Linked DNA regions of Mus musculus: region 1 is linked to region 2. Evidence: chromatin loops called from intact Hi-C (ENCODE). Cell type or tissue: heart. All regions are shown on one strand. Links, peaks and the distances in the headings refer to the core of each region. The heading gives the core; the rest is flanking DNA.

Evidence for each region. Hi-C counts contacts between places; a loop is a spot of excess contacts. Peaks named below come from ENCODE experiments on the same cell type or tissue, not always from the same donor. Only the 100,000 strongest peaks of a DNase experiment are listed, where the experiment ranks them.
Region 1: it touches region 2 in a loop (6-fold over the local background); 5 of 42 quality-filtered maps call a loop at or near these places.

The regions. Positions count from the first base shown.
Region 1 is chr5:119,569,631-119,578,196 of GRCm38, forward strand. It overlaps AW549542 (expressed sequence AW549542), which reads right to left. Exons shown (of 5, transcript NR_045702.1): 2 at 4,892-6,031; 3 at 1,823-1,909; 4 at 883-1,084; 5 at 499-740. Among named protein-coding and RNA genes, the nearest start is that of AW549542, 6.4 kb to the right of the region's middle. RefSeq lists an enhancer at 4,845-5,961. In heart, for the core only: CTCF peaks have their summits at 2,229 (motif pointing left) and 4,520 (motif pointing left); a DNase peak (open chromatin) is centred at 5,651; H3K27ac peaks cover 2,440 bases; H3K27me3 peaks cover 508 bases.
Region 2 is chr5:119,663,224-119,671,789 of GRCm38, forward strand. Tbx3 (T-box 3) reads left to right here and starts at 8,010. Exons shown (of 8, transcript NM_011535.3): 1 at 8,010-8,566. Tbx3os1 (T-box 3, opposite strand 1) reads right to left here and starts at 8,285. Exons shown (of 4, transcript NR_166476.1): 1 at 8,028-8,285. In heart, for the core only: a CTCF peak has its summit at 7,504; DNase peaks (open chromatin) are centred at 6,648 and 7,578; H3K4me3 peaks cover 3,605 bases; H3K27ac peaks cover 3,338 bases; H3K27me3 peaks cover 6,487 bases.

The DNA of each region.
Region 1 (8,566 bases), core at 146-8,145, 94 kb before region 2:
GGGGAGAAGGAAGAGGGGGAGGAGGAAGAGGGGGAGGAGGAAGAGGAGGAGGAAGAGGGGGAGGAGAAAGAGGAGGAGGAAGAGGAGGAGGAGGAGGAAGAGGAAGAAGAGGAAGAGGAGGAGGAAGAGGAGGAGGAGGAAGAAGAGGAAGAGGAGGAAGAGGAGGAGGAAGAGGAAGATGAGGAAGAAGAGGAAAAGGAAGAGGAGGAGGAGGAAGAGGGGGAGGAGGAAGAGGGGGAGGAAGAGGAGGAGAAAGAGGAGGAAGGATCGGCTGTCACACTCAACCCACTATCAATTAAATTAACCTGCTGGGTTTGTGTTCTCTTTGCTGGTCCCACGTCCTCTCTGGACTCAACAAAGACACCAGGGAGAATCTCAGGGTACCTGCCAAGGAGGCCTCCTCTTCAGCTGACAAAACCCCACACACACCACCCCCATACATACATACACAACCACACACACACACACACACACACACACACACACACACACCACAAGTAATCAAAAACCTATTTTATTTACAGCTGACCCTCGGGGCCTCAAGCCAGGGAAAACAGATCTCTGCATGGCGTTGCTTCCTTTCTTCTTCTCCTTGGTCTCCGAGGACCCCCTTCCAGGGTTGGGGGGGGGTGATATGTCATAACATCGTGTCTGTTTATCTGAAATATTTCCCCTCGAAACGCTTGTTTGTCCAAGTGGCTGACATGTTGATATAGGTCCTGACAGGCGAGTGACTCCAACTGAAATAAAGTATAAAGTAAACACATTTGCATAGAATTTATATACAGCCTGGGTCTGAGGGAGAAGAGGAAATTCGTGGACTGAAGTCAGGAGCCCGGGTGGGGTGGGGGTAGGGGATGGATGGGGGAAGGGAATGCTTACCTCCCATCACCCCCACCGCCCCGGGCCAGGGGCCCTCCTGTATTTTATTATTTGCTTTATTTTGCCCCGCTCTCCACTCCCAGAATGACTCCAGGGTTAAAGGATTAGTCCATCCATGGGCTATTAGCAACTCTTTCTTCTGGTTTCAGCTTTATCTTCTTCCTAGTCTGGAGGATCTTTAAGGACATCTGAGTGAATCCTGCTGAGGGACAGACACTAAAACATTAAAAAAAAAAAAAAAAAAAAAAAAAAAAAAAGAACACACAGTTGTGTGGTGGTGTCATGTTGTACACCTATGATCTCAAACTTGGGAGACTGAGACAAGAGGATCAGAGTTCAAGTCCTGCCTGGGCTGCATAGCACCACCCTGCTGCAAAGCATACAGAAAGGGACTCCTGTGCTCCTTGCGCTCTGTGCTCTCCGTGCTCTCCGTGCGCTCCGTGCACTCCGTGGCCTCAAGGGAAAGGAAGACCCTGAACTGAAATTGGGTTCTCCAGCTCCAGGTGTCCCCAGCATTGCCAGTGTCCTTTGTCTCAGATATTCAGAAAGACCACAGTGTTGTTGGCTCTGATTGGTTCTGTTGGTTCTGGTTTTCAGACAGTGTGTCCCCAGAAATGTTCCACGGAACCTGACACTAACACACTTGGAACCCACTTGGAGAGGTGCCATCCAGTTTTTCCCTGTGCTCCCTCCCTCCTCCCTTTTTCCTTCCCTCCATCCTTCCTTCCCCCTCCCTCTCTCCCTCTTCCTCTCTCTTCCCTTTTTCCCTCCCTCCTTCCTCTCTTTTTCCCCTCCCTCTCCCTTCCCTCCCTCATTTCCCAATTCCTCCCTCCCTCCGTACCTCTCTCCCTCCTTCCTTCCTCCTCTTTCTCCCTTGCTTACTCTCTTTTTCTCTCTTCCTTTTCTCTTTTCCTTTCTTTAAGCTGCATCCCATACTCACTCTGCAACCACAGATGACCTTTGCCTGTGAGCCTCTAGCCTCCATCTATCCAGTGAGGGATGTCTCACCACACGTCATTCTTCATCTCTGTTTTCATAAATGAATTGTAAAGGTGTTTCGGGAAGTCCGAGGATAACCAGCACCCCAGATTCTACCCGTGGCAGACAGGGATAATCAAGTGACCGTGTTCTCTCACTAAGCCTCAGAATCCTACACACACATGACTGAGAGCATCACACACTGATCAGGGTTTGGTCTCAAGAAAGCACCTGCTGGGGCTGGAGAGATGACGTAGCAGCTGAGAGCACTGGCTGCTCTTGCAGAGGACCTAGACTTAATTCCCAGCACTGGCGTAGCAGCTCACAACCATCTGTGACTCCAGTTCCAGGGGATGCAGTGCCCTCTTCTGGTCATCACAAGCATTACACACATGCACGTGGTATATGCAAGAAAAATACCATACACATAAAACAAGATGTAGAAAAAATAAAAGAAAGGGAGGAAAGAAGGAAGGGAGGCAAGGGAGAGAAAAAGGGGTAGAGGAGGAAAGAGGCTTGGAGAGCTGGGACCCAAGAGTCTTGGCCAATGCTTCTGGTCCCTGGACTACACTTTAGGTAGCCTGGTATAAACTCCTCCTAGCATCTCTGGTACAGAAGCAGCCAACCTCTGGGATGCTCATCTGTACACTGGCCCATTCTTTTGTCAAAAAGACCCAAGACTAACATCAACTGGGCCTGACTCATCTGCTCACCACATGGGCACAGTTCAAAAGCATCATTTCCATATCTGAGAGGGAGTGAGCATCCAAGCATTTGCTTAGGGAAACCCAAGCGCCATGAAAGGGCCACAGAATAAATCCAGGCAAATGCATTTGCATACAGTTGCCACACCTTTGCCAGGACCTGCGCTGCCACTCCAGGTGAGTCGGGCCACAGTTATATCTTGTCTGTGGCCTTTTCTGTCAGCCTTGCTTAGTTGGTTGGGTTTGCTGGGTTTTGTTGTTTTGTTTTGTTTTGTTTTGTTTTCTGAGATGAGAGTCTCTTTTCAGAGCCCTGGCTGGTCTCTAACTCAGAGATCCTCCTGCCTCTGGGATGAAAGATGAACACGGTACCTAGTGTTCAGTCATTTTTAACAGATCGGGATGCAGAAGCTTGGAGAAGAAGATAAAGGTGACGACCGGTCATACCACATACAAGCCGTGGAGCTCTACACTCAAAGGGGGCTTCCCTTCAGCCCTGCAAACTTAGGACAGACATTTTTGGTGGTGAGCATTTGTTTGCTCTCATTCAGTCTTAAATGTCCAGGCTCTCCTGCGTCTGTCCCCAGAGCACTGGGATGTGATGCCTACAGTCACTAGGCAACCCTACCTCACAGGGCACCTCAGGTCGTTTGCTTCCTGTCCTACTGTGGGAAGTCTGTATGAGTTTCTTGTTAGCTGCTGAGACAAACGGGGATCATTCAACACAATCCTATCTCAACGCCTGTAACTTAACATCTGCAGTGTCCATTGCCAGGGTCCCAGCAATGATGCACTTGCTACTCTGGGGATTAGGAGGCAGACGTCTTTCTTAATAACCATGGGGCTCTTCTCTTGCCGTCTGTGTGTCTGTCTGTCTGTCTGCATATCTGTCTGCTTCTTTCCCTCACTGGCAATCTTTGGTCATTTTCTCCACAAGAAGAGAGTCTATAAGACAGGAAGCCCATCCCATGCACTGCTAACCCTGCCCCCATCCCACACTCTGCTGGCCCCACCCCTATCCCATGCACTGATGACTCCCGCCCCTGTCCCACCCACTGATGACTCCCGCCCCCAACTCCCCAGTGTTTGGAACAATGTAAGCATGTGGCAGAAGCTCCCATGAACACCGAAGGCTATCCCCTAACACTACAAGTGTGGCTACAAATGATACGACTGTGATCTTCTGGACTTGTAATATCAAAAATCCTCATGTTAATCCCATAGCCATGACCCCCTAATATCACAGTGGTGGTGCCTCCAACTCTTCAGATCTCTGTAACAAAATGCACTAAAGTAAACAGGGCAAGGTGGCCCCTGTCTGTCATCTTGGATCACAGGAAGGGGGGAGGAAGAAGACTTGGGAGTTCAAAGCCAGCCATGGCTAGCTAGTGAATTTGAGGATAGCCTGGGCTACGTAAGACCCTGTCTCAAAACAGTTCCTCGGGGACCCCTTCTAGTGAAGGCTCTTTTCTGTCTGCAGACTTCGCTGATATAGAGAAAGCCTGGGCTGGGAGAGACCTTGTCTCAAAAAGGAAAAAGGGGAAAAAAAAAAGAGAGAGAGAAGAAAGTTGGAGAAAGGGAAGAAACTGGGGCTGTAGTGGCCAGGGGATGGAATACTTGCCTAGGCCATGCATGGCCCTGGGCTTTATCCCCCGTGCCACAAAACAGAAAAGAGTAAATTTAGACAGACACTCACAGGGAGGATAAAAAAAAAAAAAAAAAACTCGGTGAAAGTGCTATCCAAAAATGGAGGGAGACGAGGCAGCCATAATTCCAGAAACATCCAAGACCCTCAGAAGCTGGGACTGGAGAGATGGCTCAACAGTTAAGAGCTGGCTGCTCTTTCAGAGGACCTGCGTTCAGTTCCCAGCGACCACATTGTAGCTCTGTAGCTCGGGTCTGTCTGTAACTCTCGTGCCCTCTTCTGGCCTTCTTGGGCACTGCATCCATGTGGTGCACATACATACACACACACACACACAGGTAAACACACACATAAAATAAAAATTAACATTAAAGGAGAAAAGACACCCGGACATTAGATGCAAGGCTCCCGGAGTGCACCTGTATTGTGTTACCTCTTGTTACTTTTTTTAAAAAATCTTATTACACTTCATTTATTTTATGTGGAACAAGGCTGTGCTTGCTACTTAGGGCATATGGAGGTCCTAGGACAACCTAGAGGAGTCAGGCCTCTTGTTCCACCATGTGGGACTCATGAGGCTTGGCAGCAGGTGAGTTTGTCTGCTAAGCTAAAGCCATCTCATCCTGGTCATTTTCAGACACCCAATCTGAGAGCTTTTGCTACAGTGGCCCTATGTCACACTGACCTTACAGAACGAGAGCCCGGAAGGTAGTGGTGTATGCTGGGCCTTAGGCATTCAGGAGAGTAGTCAGATGGAGGTCTGTCTGGACTGGACTGAGACCATGTCTCAAACACGATGATGATGATGGTGGTGGTGGTGGTGATGATGATGATGGTGGTGATGATGATGGTGGTGGTGGTGGTGGTGGTGGTGGTGGTGGTGATTAATCACTAACAGAGCTGAGATATCGTCTCAGAGGCCCCCTCTCCTCAGACAGCCTCTTTTCTGCTTCCACCCAGTTTGTACAATGGTTCTCTAGAGGTTTAGTCTAGAGGAGGAGGTGTCCATAGTTATAAAAATCCTCTATATTTTACCAGATAGGGGGTGGAAACCGAGTCTGAGGAGAAACTTGCCAGCCATACACTGGGCTGGCCAATAAATCAGCAGCCAGGACTCTTTATCTGTGGTGAAGGCCCAGGCCCATGAGGACATGAAGTAAACACCCCGTATGCTGTAGGCACCACTTGAATGCTTCATTTCTCAGCCAAGACCCTGCCCCCATCTCCCTCCAGCCCCCCCATCCATCACCGCTGCAGAGTAAAACTGGGTACAATTCCTACATCCAGCACCCATGCTTCAAGGCCAGCTGGGCATGAGGAGAAGCCTGCCCCTCCCCGAACTGACCTTCTGAAATGCCCTTTTCCCCAGTGAGTGAGGGCTGGCAGAGCAGGCCAGGCTCGGGGTTAGGCCTTGATAACCCGAGATCAAAGCGGCCTGTCAGAGGTGTCAACTGAGAGGCAGCCAAGACAAGCGACACACACGGGCAGCTTTATCTCCCCGCTGGCTGGCGGGGAAGCACCTCGGTTCCCGGAAACTATTTCTGGACAGGCAGGAGAGAGAGAGAGAGAGAGAGAGAGAGAGAGAGAGAGAGAGAACGCGTCTATGGCTGAGACTGCTGGTCATGCTAAGCCAGTCCAAATCTGTTCAGGGACTCTGTGCGCCAGACGAGGGCCCTTTCTCTCTAGGCTCTCTCCTCATTCATCCCCAAGTTCCTGTCTTCACAGGTGCCTGAGCACTGCGCAACAGAAGTTTGTCTTCTTGACAGGCAGCCAGATGGCTCAGTGGGTAGAGCGGCTTGACCGGCGTTGGATCTCCTAGACACAACTGGTGGAGAGAGAGAAACTTGTCCAGTAAGGTGTCCTCTGACCCCACAGTAAATAAATAAATAAGTAAATAAATTATAAAATGTGATGACGAATTTAAAACAAACATTTTCTTCCCCATCCCCTGCAACATATCCACATTGCAGGGGCGGGGGGGGGGGGGGTCCAGACCCATGTGCTGACGTCAGCAGTTATTCCTCATGAGTTTTTTGAGACAGGGTCGTTCTCCCTGGCCTACAGGGGCTGAGCTAGCCCCAGGGATCCAGCCACTCCAGGATGGGATTACAGCCTTCTCTGTGGGTCCTGGGACTCGAACTCCGGTCCTCCTGGCTGCACAGCCAACACCTCCCTGAGTCATCTCCCCAGCCCTGGCTTTTGTTTTTTACTTTTGTTATTTTGGTTTTGGGGTTTTGGGCTTTTTAAATAGGGGCTTGTGAGTAGTGATGGCTCGCACCTTTAATCGCAGCCCTTGGGAGGCAGAGGCAGGCACAGCTCTGTAAGTTCAATGCCAGCCTGGTCTACAGAGTGAGGTTCAGGACTGCCAGGAATACACAAAGGAATCCTGTCTGGAAAAACAAAACAAAAACAAAAACAAAAACACAAGAAGGAAGGAAGGGAAGAAAAGAAACAAGGGCTTATGGGAGGAAAAGGAACAGGGGCTTGCGTAGCCCAGGCTAAACCTACAGCCCACTCCTCCTGCCTCCACTTCCCAAGCACTGAATTACAGTCTGCACTGCCACACTCAGCTATTCTCTACAGGCCTGATAGACAGATCATCTCTTCTATGTCCTTGGCCACACACGCCTGCCTTTCCTAGTCTTCCCAGCCACACATATGCACAAACACATGTACAGAATGCTTTCCTACATGCACATGCATTCACACATATACACACACTCACACACACACATGTAGTCACTCACATGCATACACTCACACACATGCTCTCACACACACAAACATTCACTCACACTCACAGACATATGTGTGTTCACATGCATCCACATGTACTCACACCTGCATATACTCACATGCACTTACACACATACATGCACTCACACACATATATTCACTCATACTCACATGCATACATGTATTCACACACATGCACTCTGACATACATGTACTCACATGTACTTACATATGAATGCACATACACACATACATTCACTCATACTCACATACATGCATGCACACACATGTACTCACACACATACACTCACACACATTCACTCACACACATTCACTTACACTCGCACACACGTGTACTCACATACATGCATGTGCTCACGCACTCACACATGGATCTCCCTGGGGTCCAGGCTCTAAACTCTGAAGGAAGAGCCAAACACAGGCACAGATGCCAATGAAAACAGGTCTGCCAACTGCTTGTTTTCAGTCCTAACTCCAGGCCCTTTCCCTGGCTGACTCCTGGACAGCAGTTTGTTTTTCCTCAGAGGTGTTGACCCTTCAATTTGCAGCTAGAAGAAACAGCCACTGGTCTCTTCCAGCTGTGCCCCCAGCTGGGCAGTTTTCAGACACATCTACTGTAGGCTGGTTACCATAGTTCTTTCCAAGGCAAAGGAGGGGGCTGGGGGCTCAATCCCACAACTCAGAAGGTAGAGGCAGGAGGATCAGAGGATCTCTGAAACTACCAGAGACCTTGTATCCAAATATCAAAACAAAATCAGGGGCTGGAGAGATGGCTCTGGGGCAGGGAGCATATACTGCACTTACAGAATTAAACCCAAGTTTAATTCCCAGCACTCACATGGAACTTACAACCATTTGTACTCTAGGGCTCTGACACCCTCTTCTGGCCCTCTGCATGCACTTGGGGCACACACACTCAAGCACACACACACACACACACATAAAGTAAGTAAATCTTTTTAAAGAAAACTCTGTTCAAGTCAGGCGTGGTGGCACACTCATCATTCAGAACACAGAGGCAGGGGAATCTCTGTGAGTTTGAGGCCAGCCTGATCTATATAGGAAGTTCTAAGATAGCCATAACTACATAGAGAGAGCTTGTCTCAAAAATAGACAGGCAGACAGACAGATAGATGATAGATAGGAGACTGTCTAAAAAAATAGATAGATAATAGATAGCGAGAGATAATAGATAGTAGATAGAAATTTAGATGATAGAAACATGATAGATAGATAGATAGATAGATAGATAGATAGATAGATAGATAGATAGATAGGATAGATGAATGGATGGATAGTTGGATGATAGATTGATAGATGATAAATAGATATGTGATAGATAGGTAATAAATGATAATGATGATGATGATAGGTAGATAGTAGATGATAGATGGATAGATAATAGATGATAATGATAGAGATAGATAGATAGATAGATAGATAGATAGATAGATAGATAGATAGTGGGTAGATAATAATGATGATAGATAGATGATAATTTGGTTGATTGATAGATGATAGATGGATAGATATGATAGATGGATGGATGGATGGATAGATGATTGATTGGTTGATTGATTGATTGATTGATTGATGATAAATA
Region 2 (8,566 bases), core at 187-8,186:
GCCCGCAGCTGCAGGAACAGAGCAGGTAACCTGCTCTTAATCACCTGCGCGGGTTCCCGGGCCCCTGTGAACCCGGTCACTGGGAAAGACCAGCTGGGTGTTGTGGCCACTCTGGGTACCAAAGTGACTTTTGGAAGAGAGAGCCAAGCCCCCCTGCTTCATCCCCGGATGCAGTTGAAATCGGAGGCAGAGAGTGTTTTCTGGGTTCGCGTTCTGCACGGCCTGGATCTGAACGGAGGCTGCTGCACCTTCGGGGCTAGGAGTTTGGGTAAGGAGGGAGGGACATTCTGTGAGACCCCTAGCTCCTAGGAAAATTACTGAAAGTCGCTTCTGGGTTGCTTCGGCTGCCCCTCACCCACAGTCTCTTCCTAGGGAGGCCAGGGAAAGAGCGTAGGTTTCTCTCCGCTGCAGGAGGTGGACTCTATTCAGAGAAAGAAACTCTCAGGAGAAGCGCCCTCACAACCCAATGTTCTCTTATTACCCGTTTCCCTGTCCTTCCTCTAAAAGATAAATGACAACCCCTCCTCCCCGAAGAAGGAAGAAATGAGAAACTTCTCCAAGCTGTGTGTATGTATTCAAACTTCAAACTAGGGACCTTTAAGGGATTCTAAGAACTTGCCTAAGGCCTCCAGTGGGCACTGGTCATTCCTTCCATACCACACAAAATGTAGGGAAGCTAAAATATGCAGGATTGGGTGTGCATATTGGGAAGACTGGGTGGCTGGGTGAAACTAAAGTCACCCGTAGTAGAGGCCTCCAGTCCTTCTGGGCGAGCAGGGATGAATAGGATTTTCAGGGAAATGAGTCTATATATAACACTCCCCTTGCTGAACAGTGTCCACAGGTACAGAAGGTGGAGGTAGCCCAAGGGCTGCGACTTAATCCACGTTTCTGAGAAATGGGTATGGCCAGTTTGCCTGGCTATGGGAGAGGTGTTTCTGGGCAACCCAGACCTGGACTGAGAATCTTAAATCTAAGGGTGGGCAACAAATTTTCAAGCCCCCTACCTGCCAGTAGTATCAGCAAACCAGGCTCATTAACTGTGGTGCCCCAGGACTTTCAAAGATGGCTTTGGAAAAGATTAACCTTTTTGCATCTCCCTAGGAAAATTCAAGGAGAGAGACTCAATGCATCTTCAGCAGGAGCCCTTCAGATGGCTGTGCCACCAAAGCTGGGATTACCCCGAGAGGACAGCTCCAGCTTTGGGAGCTATTCTGAGTACCACGGGCTCTCCCTCTCTGGTCACCCTAACCACCTTTGAGAGTCATACAACCCTTACCATTGGGTCCATGAGCCAGCTGGGTGTCTGGCAAAGAGGTAGGGGAAAGCTAACAGACAGGAGAGAGGAGGAAGTTGGGGTGGGGGGAGTGGCGGAACGCAATGACAACGCCTGTGTCCCCTGCTGCTTTCATTTGTGTCTTTCTTAGATATAAATGAAGCTGCATCAGTCATCGGTGAACTCTGGGCTCTGTCCCGGTATAATTGAAACCCAGTATGGGGAGGGGGGCATGGTAATGGATAGTGTATTCAGATTAAAAGAACGTGTTCTAGGCAACCAGGGGACAGTTAGTTCAGCAGATTTGGAGGCACCCATCTTTCTTGGGCCTGTCAACCTTCCTGACAGTAGTGGCCACTGAATTTGCCATGCTTTCTCCCTTACACTCTCCTCTTGTCCTCCCTGCCCTGTCTACTCCCAGAGGGTAATACTCTGAGACCTCAGGAGTCCTGGCATTTAATAAGGAACACCAGAAAAAGCAGTAAAACTGAGTTCTGAATGGCATCTTCAATCTTCAGGTGAGGGTTGGAGACTGCAGTGGTTTTTTTCTTTTTCTTTCATTCTCTAAAAAGGACTCTCTCTCTCTCTCTCTCTCTCTCTCTCTCTCTCTCTCTCTCTCTGTGTGTGTGTGTGTGTGTGTGTGTGTGTGTCCCCTCTCTGTGTCTCTTTCTGCCTCTCTCTGTCTCTCTTTCAGTCTGGTGTGGATCATTGAGGGACTGTTTACATCCTAATCTGGAAAGATGGTATTGAAGAAAGAGGGATGTGGGGTGGTCAAAATACCTGGGGGGTAAGAGTCAGCTCTGGCCTGCATCTTGTAGATTCTAAGTCAGATTAGAAGAAAGAAAGAAAGAAAGATAGAAAGAAAGAAAGAAAGAAAGAAAGAAAGAGAGAAAGAAGGAAGTCACAGATCTCTTTCCTTGTGAGTTCACTCCTGCTAGAGTGAGCAATATCCATTGTGTTACCTTTTTTTATTGAGTAAAACACACACATGCACACAGAGAGACAGAGACAGGACCTAGATGTTGGTGGGCTTGACATTAGGAAACCACAGTTAATTAGTTCCTTTTCCTGGAGGGAGGAGCTCTGAAGATGAATAAAGCTATCACACATACACACCCCTGACTCCCACATTTTCCCCTCCTTACTGCCCCCCACTTCTACCTATCTGAATCACTAGCTATGTTCAAATTTGCCATTTTCAGAGGCGAGGTGAGTGCTAACAAGAATAATGTGGAGGGTGAAATCCCTCCATTTCACCTCTGTCAGAACCATATTTCCATTAACAGGAGGTAGGATAGGCACAGTGAGTACATAAAGAATGACCTCTTAGAAGCAGGAGGTAAACCAACCGGCACCAAGAAAAGCTTGGCAACTAAAGAGCTGGCTTCCTTGAGCTGGAGAGTGCCGACCATTGTCTAGCTCAATCACCGCCTCAGACTCTAGTACTGGATCTCCCTGATCAATAATGTAGAAGAGTGTCAGAGGACAGAGAAGAAATGCCTTACAGGAAAGGCGTGACCTTATGCAGCAACCGGGAGCCAGGAGCTGGGCTTTAGAGCCTTGGCTTTAGAGCTCCTCACTCTGGGCTCTTGCCTTAGAGAGGGAAGCAGATCCCCGGGCATAGGAATCAGATACAGTGCCCACCCCCCCCCCCCACCTTTTAAAGTGACTTTGGAAAAGTTAAGAGAAGGGAAACTTGCAGTTGAGACCAAATGGGGCCAAGCAGAGCGTCTTTATCTGCCACCAGCCAAAGCCAGGAGGCAAAGGTGTTTGTTAGGACCCTGGGAAGTGGAATCTCCAGTCTGTCAAAGTTACTGGAAAAGTGTGGGTGTGTGTGTGTGTGTGGGGGGGGGATGAGTCACAATGATGGGGAGGGGTTTGCTTAGAAACAGCCAGATGGCAAATCAGAAACAAACAAAAAAACAAAACAAAACCTAAAAACCACAAAGGCACAAGAGAAGCATTGAGAACTGGGTGCTAGGGACAGAAATGGAACCTGGGACCCAAGAGGACGAGAAGAAAAACAGGGAAGGAAAGCCAGAGGAGGGTCACACTTGTGCATTCAGAGAACTCTTTTTGGACAGGAACAGAGACACGGGGGAGGCAGGGGGGGAGAAGAAAGGAAGAACAAGAAAAGAAAGAAGGAAGAAAAAAGAAGCAAGAGGGGAAGGCTAGAAGGAGGAAAAGGAAAGAGGTGATATTCTTTGCCCTGTTATCCAGCACAAAGGGTTGTGCTTGTACTAGGCAACTTTTCAAGGATGCTTCCTCAAAGCACCAAGTCACTAGCCCAGGGAGAGCCAAGCTCTCCCAGTAAGTTTTAGGGAACAGGAGGTAAGGGAGCCCCACCCACCCAATTCAGGCTCTGTCTAAGATGGAAGACCAGTGTATGGGGGGGGTGGGCAGACACGTATGTTGCTGTGCTGGCTGGGAGGGGACCTGAAGTGTTAAGGTACACCAGGTGTCCAGAGAGAGGCCAGGCTGGACCCCCGACAATAAAGAAATCCTGTCCCCCAACAGAGAACAGGAAAGGAGAATGAGAATCCTACACTCGGCTCCAGGCAGTCTTTTTGTTTGTTTGTTTTGTTTGTTTTTGTTTTGTTTTGTTTGTTGAGACAGGGTTTCTCTGTGTAGCCTCAGCTGTCCTGGAACTTACTCTGTAGACCAGGCTGGCCTCGAACTCAGAAGTCCGCCTGCCCCTGTCTCCCAAGTGCTGGGATTAAAGGCGAGTGCCACCACTGCCCGGCAGCTCCAGGCAGTCTTAAAGTGTACCAGTGTCAAAGGGACTAAGATCCTAGGATCAAATCAGCCAGGACATCAGGCTCCCAAAGAGCCATTTCTGCCCTGCCAGGCTACCAAGAACTTCTCTTCCGTGGAAAAGTTAATGTCTTGACTTCTCCTAAATTCATCCTCAGGCCCCCGACCCTCCAGGAGAAACCCCATGTCCTCCAGCCGCCAAGATATCCGATAGAGAGACACCTCGGCCTGAATAAAGCTGTGTGGTGAACAGGAGCGAAGGTTTAAGAGGGCATAAGAGCATAACAGTGTAACAGCATGTCTCACGGAGTCCAGCCAGACCTCACACAAGCAAAGAGACTTTCTAGAGCAGTTCTAGCCAACCACCCTGCTTACTCCCCATCCTTTCCCTCCACCCCCCTCTTAAATTTCAGATAAACACCATTCGGTCACAAAAGGGTCAGTGTGTCTGTCCCCTTTAAAGTGTGAGGCAGGAGGTGCCATAGGGAAAATGGAACATTGCAGAGGCGCCTTCCCGTTTCTCTGGCTTGCCAATGCCTCCTGGGACAGTTGGCTGAGGCGCGTAATCCCCTTCTCACCCACCCACCCCCACATTTGAAGCCCCATATCTCCTCTTTTGCCTCAGAAGCTGCCGGCATTACAGTGCTTTTATCTTGTTCAAAATCCCAGGCCCTTATAGTGGGAGGGAAAAAAATCCTACCGCCAAAAGCGAGAGAATATTTCTGCTAGGGACAATGGGTTCCCATCTTTCACCCATTTTCCGATTTTGTTGGAAAGACTGGCTACGTTCAATCAAGGAGTCTAGAAACAGAACCTGTCTACACCGAGGGTCAGCAGCTGGAAGCTCACGAGGCCCGCTAACCTTGTAGATTCTCCAGGAGGCCAGGCCTGCCACAAGCCTAAGCAAGACTCTGGCCAATGTTTAACCCTAATGCAGTGGCCACCAGGCCCCTTTTGTTTGTTCGCAAATTAATCACCCAGCGCAAGGCCGGCGCCAGAGTGGGTTTATCACCCACCAGGAGGGGGGCGCGGCGGGCACGTAACGACGAAGAAGAGTTCGCACCTTCCTGCTTTTGATCCTAGCTTCGCCGTGGCCTCCCTGGCAGAACACGAGCCTCCAGGGGCAGCGTCTGGGAGGTCAGTCATAATTGGCGGAAGTTTGTAGACCATTAGCAACATGTAGACATTTTCGATTCTGAATCCCGCAGCAAACTTTCCTCCACACCCCCGCCCTCCTCCCCCTTTCCCTGGCGCACTGGAGTGAGGGGTAGAAGCTAGAGAAGTGGCAAACTGGGATGAGCCCAGGGTTAAGTTAGAGCTACAGTCAAACATAGGCAACTGAAGGGTGTTTGTGTGTGGGGTGATGTGAGGGGTCAGAAATTGCTCTGGTTCCAACGCTGCGGCCAAAAAAGCAAGGCCAGATTATTTGCATGCAAAGTCATGGAGCTCGTATCGCGTTTGCAGAGCAGACCCCTGAGGCCAGAACTCTTGGTACCGGTTGCCAAGGTCTCTCCGGCTAGCTTGTGGACCTTCAGGGCACCGCGTAGGTGACCAAGGGGTCAAACAGGCTGCAGATGCATACCACTTTCCTGCACTCCACTCGGGAGCGCAGAGATTAACCGGCCAATGTCGGTAAAGCAGATCTGGGTTCTAGGGCGGCTCTGGCGAGAGTGGCTAGGCAAGGAGGGGGAGGGGAAGCCTTCTGCCAGCAGAGAATCCGCGCTGACCCCGGTGGCCCGTGCTGAGAGGGCCCTGGCCTGGCCTCTTGTACTCTCCAGCAATCTGGAACAGGGCCTAGGGAAGGGGTGTTAGCGAGCCACCGCCTTTGGTACCACCTCCTGTTTCCGTTTCTCTCCCTCTTTCTCCCTTCTCCACCGTGAGCACGCGAAAAGTCAGAGAAGGGGAAAGAAAGGGGCGAGATGGCAGGTCACACCAAGTTCAAAGAATGACTCTATTCCCATTGGCCGCACCAGGGAAAGCTCAGGGCTGGCGCCAAACGCTCTTAACCTTGTACATCAAAACACGTAAGACTGGAAAAGCTCGTGGCCTCAAATGTTCTGCCCTACCTGGGAGAAGGAACTGCCTATTCACCCAATAGCTGCTAGTTTGAACCTGCAGTTGGGAAAGGGGTCCTGGGCGAGGAGTTGGGGGAGGCCCCCAGGGGGAAAATCTAGGCGCAAATGGTCCACACGGAAACATTGAAAGCTTAATCTCTAGGCCCGGAAACCCAGCCTCCTTTCTGTTCCCTTTCCAAGCAAAGGTCTTGTCCCAGGAAAACTAAAAATTCTGCTAAGTTGCCCTCCATTTAAACTGGAATGTCCCAGTTCGCCTTTACCCACAAACAAGGACTGCAGGTTTGCGAGGGGAGTCCTACAGGGTCACCCAACCAAAGTCTGATCGATCAGTTGGCCTTCCTCCCCACCCTAGGATGAGCGGAGACCTTAGTCTCCCGACATCTGGGGTAAATGGGGGTGGGAGACGTTTCACGGTTTGTTTTACAAATTCGCCCCCGACGTCTGCCACGATAAGTCCCCAGGATAGAGCAGGAGCGGAGGCACCCAGAGATAAGTGTGATGCCTGAGGAAGATACGAGGCTGGTGCACCTCCCCCCGAGCAGCTCTCCAAGCCCAGAGCGGCAGCTCCCTACCGAGCTGGCCCGGAGGTGAGGGCAAAGGCTCTCAGGAGACAGGCCCGCAGTTCCAGGCGCTCACTTGTTTCAGCTGCTTCGTTCTCTCTACACCCACACCCCCATCCGGGTGGAACACTGGTGTCGTCATCCGAATGGAAGAGGAGCTGGGCTCAAAAGGGTCAGTAAATACATTTTTTAAAAAAAAAAGGAGCGAGCCGAGCGTAGACTGGGCCAGGCGCGCAGGCCTTGAATGCATTTGCGTGGTTTATTTTTCCGCGTGGGGGCTCGGTCTCAGTATGTCGGCGCGCGTTCGGGCCCAGAATCCCAAGGGGCATTTGGGTCTCTGCACGTGGCTGCGGGTGGGGAGCAGGCAGCGGGCAGAAAGATTGGTGGGATCCCCTGCGCTAGTGGCTCGGGAATCCGAAGCACCCGGGCGCAGGAGCTAGAGGATCTGACTCAGAGGTGGCTGGGCGGTTCCATGTGGGGCTCCCTTCAGAGCTACGCGAGCCTGGAGCTTTTGTTAAGGCTTATTGGCCGAAAGAGAGGTTCGGCGGCCAGCTCGGCTAGCCCGGGGCCCGGGAAAGGGAAGAAGCTGCAGATCCGCACAAGAGAAGCGGCCGCGGGCTTGAACTGTAGCGCTCGGAGCGCGCGAGAGGCGAGCGCCCCTGCCCGGCGCCTCGGAAGCCGGGCAAGCTGCCTGGCTCCCGCCCTCGCTCCCTCCCCCTTCCTCCCTGGCCCAGCCTCCTCCCCGGATCCCCCGGCTTGGATGGCTGAGGCCTTTCAGACGTAGGCTGAGCTGAGGAGCCGCGGCGAGCTCTCAGGCTGCTGCGAACTCTCTTCTGGATCAGCCACCTAGAGGCGACTTTGGTGAGCGCGCGGCGCCCTGGTGGCTCCCCGCCCTCCCCTCTGATCATGTTGACATAAACGCAGGACAGGCCGTAGTACCGCGCGGCGCAGCGACGTTCCAGTTTCCGACACCTTCTTTTTATAACTCGGCTCTATTCCCCCAGCACTCGACCTGTGAAAACCACGCCTATGCAGCCACACAATTGGTCCGAAAGCGTCAAAGAGCCAATCAACAAGCCTCGGGCTCCCGCAGCCCACAGCGCTGCCGGACCGTCCAGAGCCGCCGAGCAGACGCCCGGGGAATTCTAGAGGCGGAGGAGGGTGGCGAGGTGCTCGCTCGCTCTCTTTCTCTCTTTCTCTCCCTCCCTCTACTTGCCTACTCCAGCTCCCAATCACTCCGTTCTCTTCCTTCTTTCCTATTTTTTTTTTTTTGCACCCGTCTTCTTGATCCTCCCTCGCCCTGCGTGCCCGGACGCTGATTTTTTTTTAATTTATTATTTTTAGGAAAGCGATTTCGCTCACGTTTTTTTAGCACAAGGAAGACAGCCGGCTCCCCGAGGCAGAAGATCGCAGGCACCATTCGCTCGCCACCCAGACTCTGCGCGCAGCCCGGAGCCAGAGAGGAGGATCGCGAACCGAAGCCAGCTTCGCAGTTCTAGTTTTGAAAGCGCCGCTGGAAAGGGGCTTAAATCGCTTTTTTTTTTTTTTTTTTTTTAAAGGAGAGACTTTTCCTCCCCCCCTTGATCTCGCTGCCTGTGAAAGCCAGAGTCTAGCTCAACTAAGACGCCTCCTGCGAGAAAGCCAGAGAAGAGCTAGGGGGCGGGGGAAGGAGTCGAAAAAAAGGTTAAAAAAAAAAGTCTCCGAGAACCTTGCGCTTTGGCAACAAAGAGCGTGGGAGCCGGGGAGCCACCCCGGGAAAGGGCTGCAGTGTCTATTTCCAGCTAAGCCACAGGGCTTGGGCGCCAGTCGAGCCCCTGCTTGCTGCTTGCCCTACTGAAACCGACTTCCAGGAGCGGCTTTTCCAACACACTCCACGCACCAGGACAGCCCCTGCAGCGGCT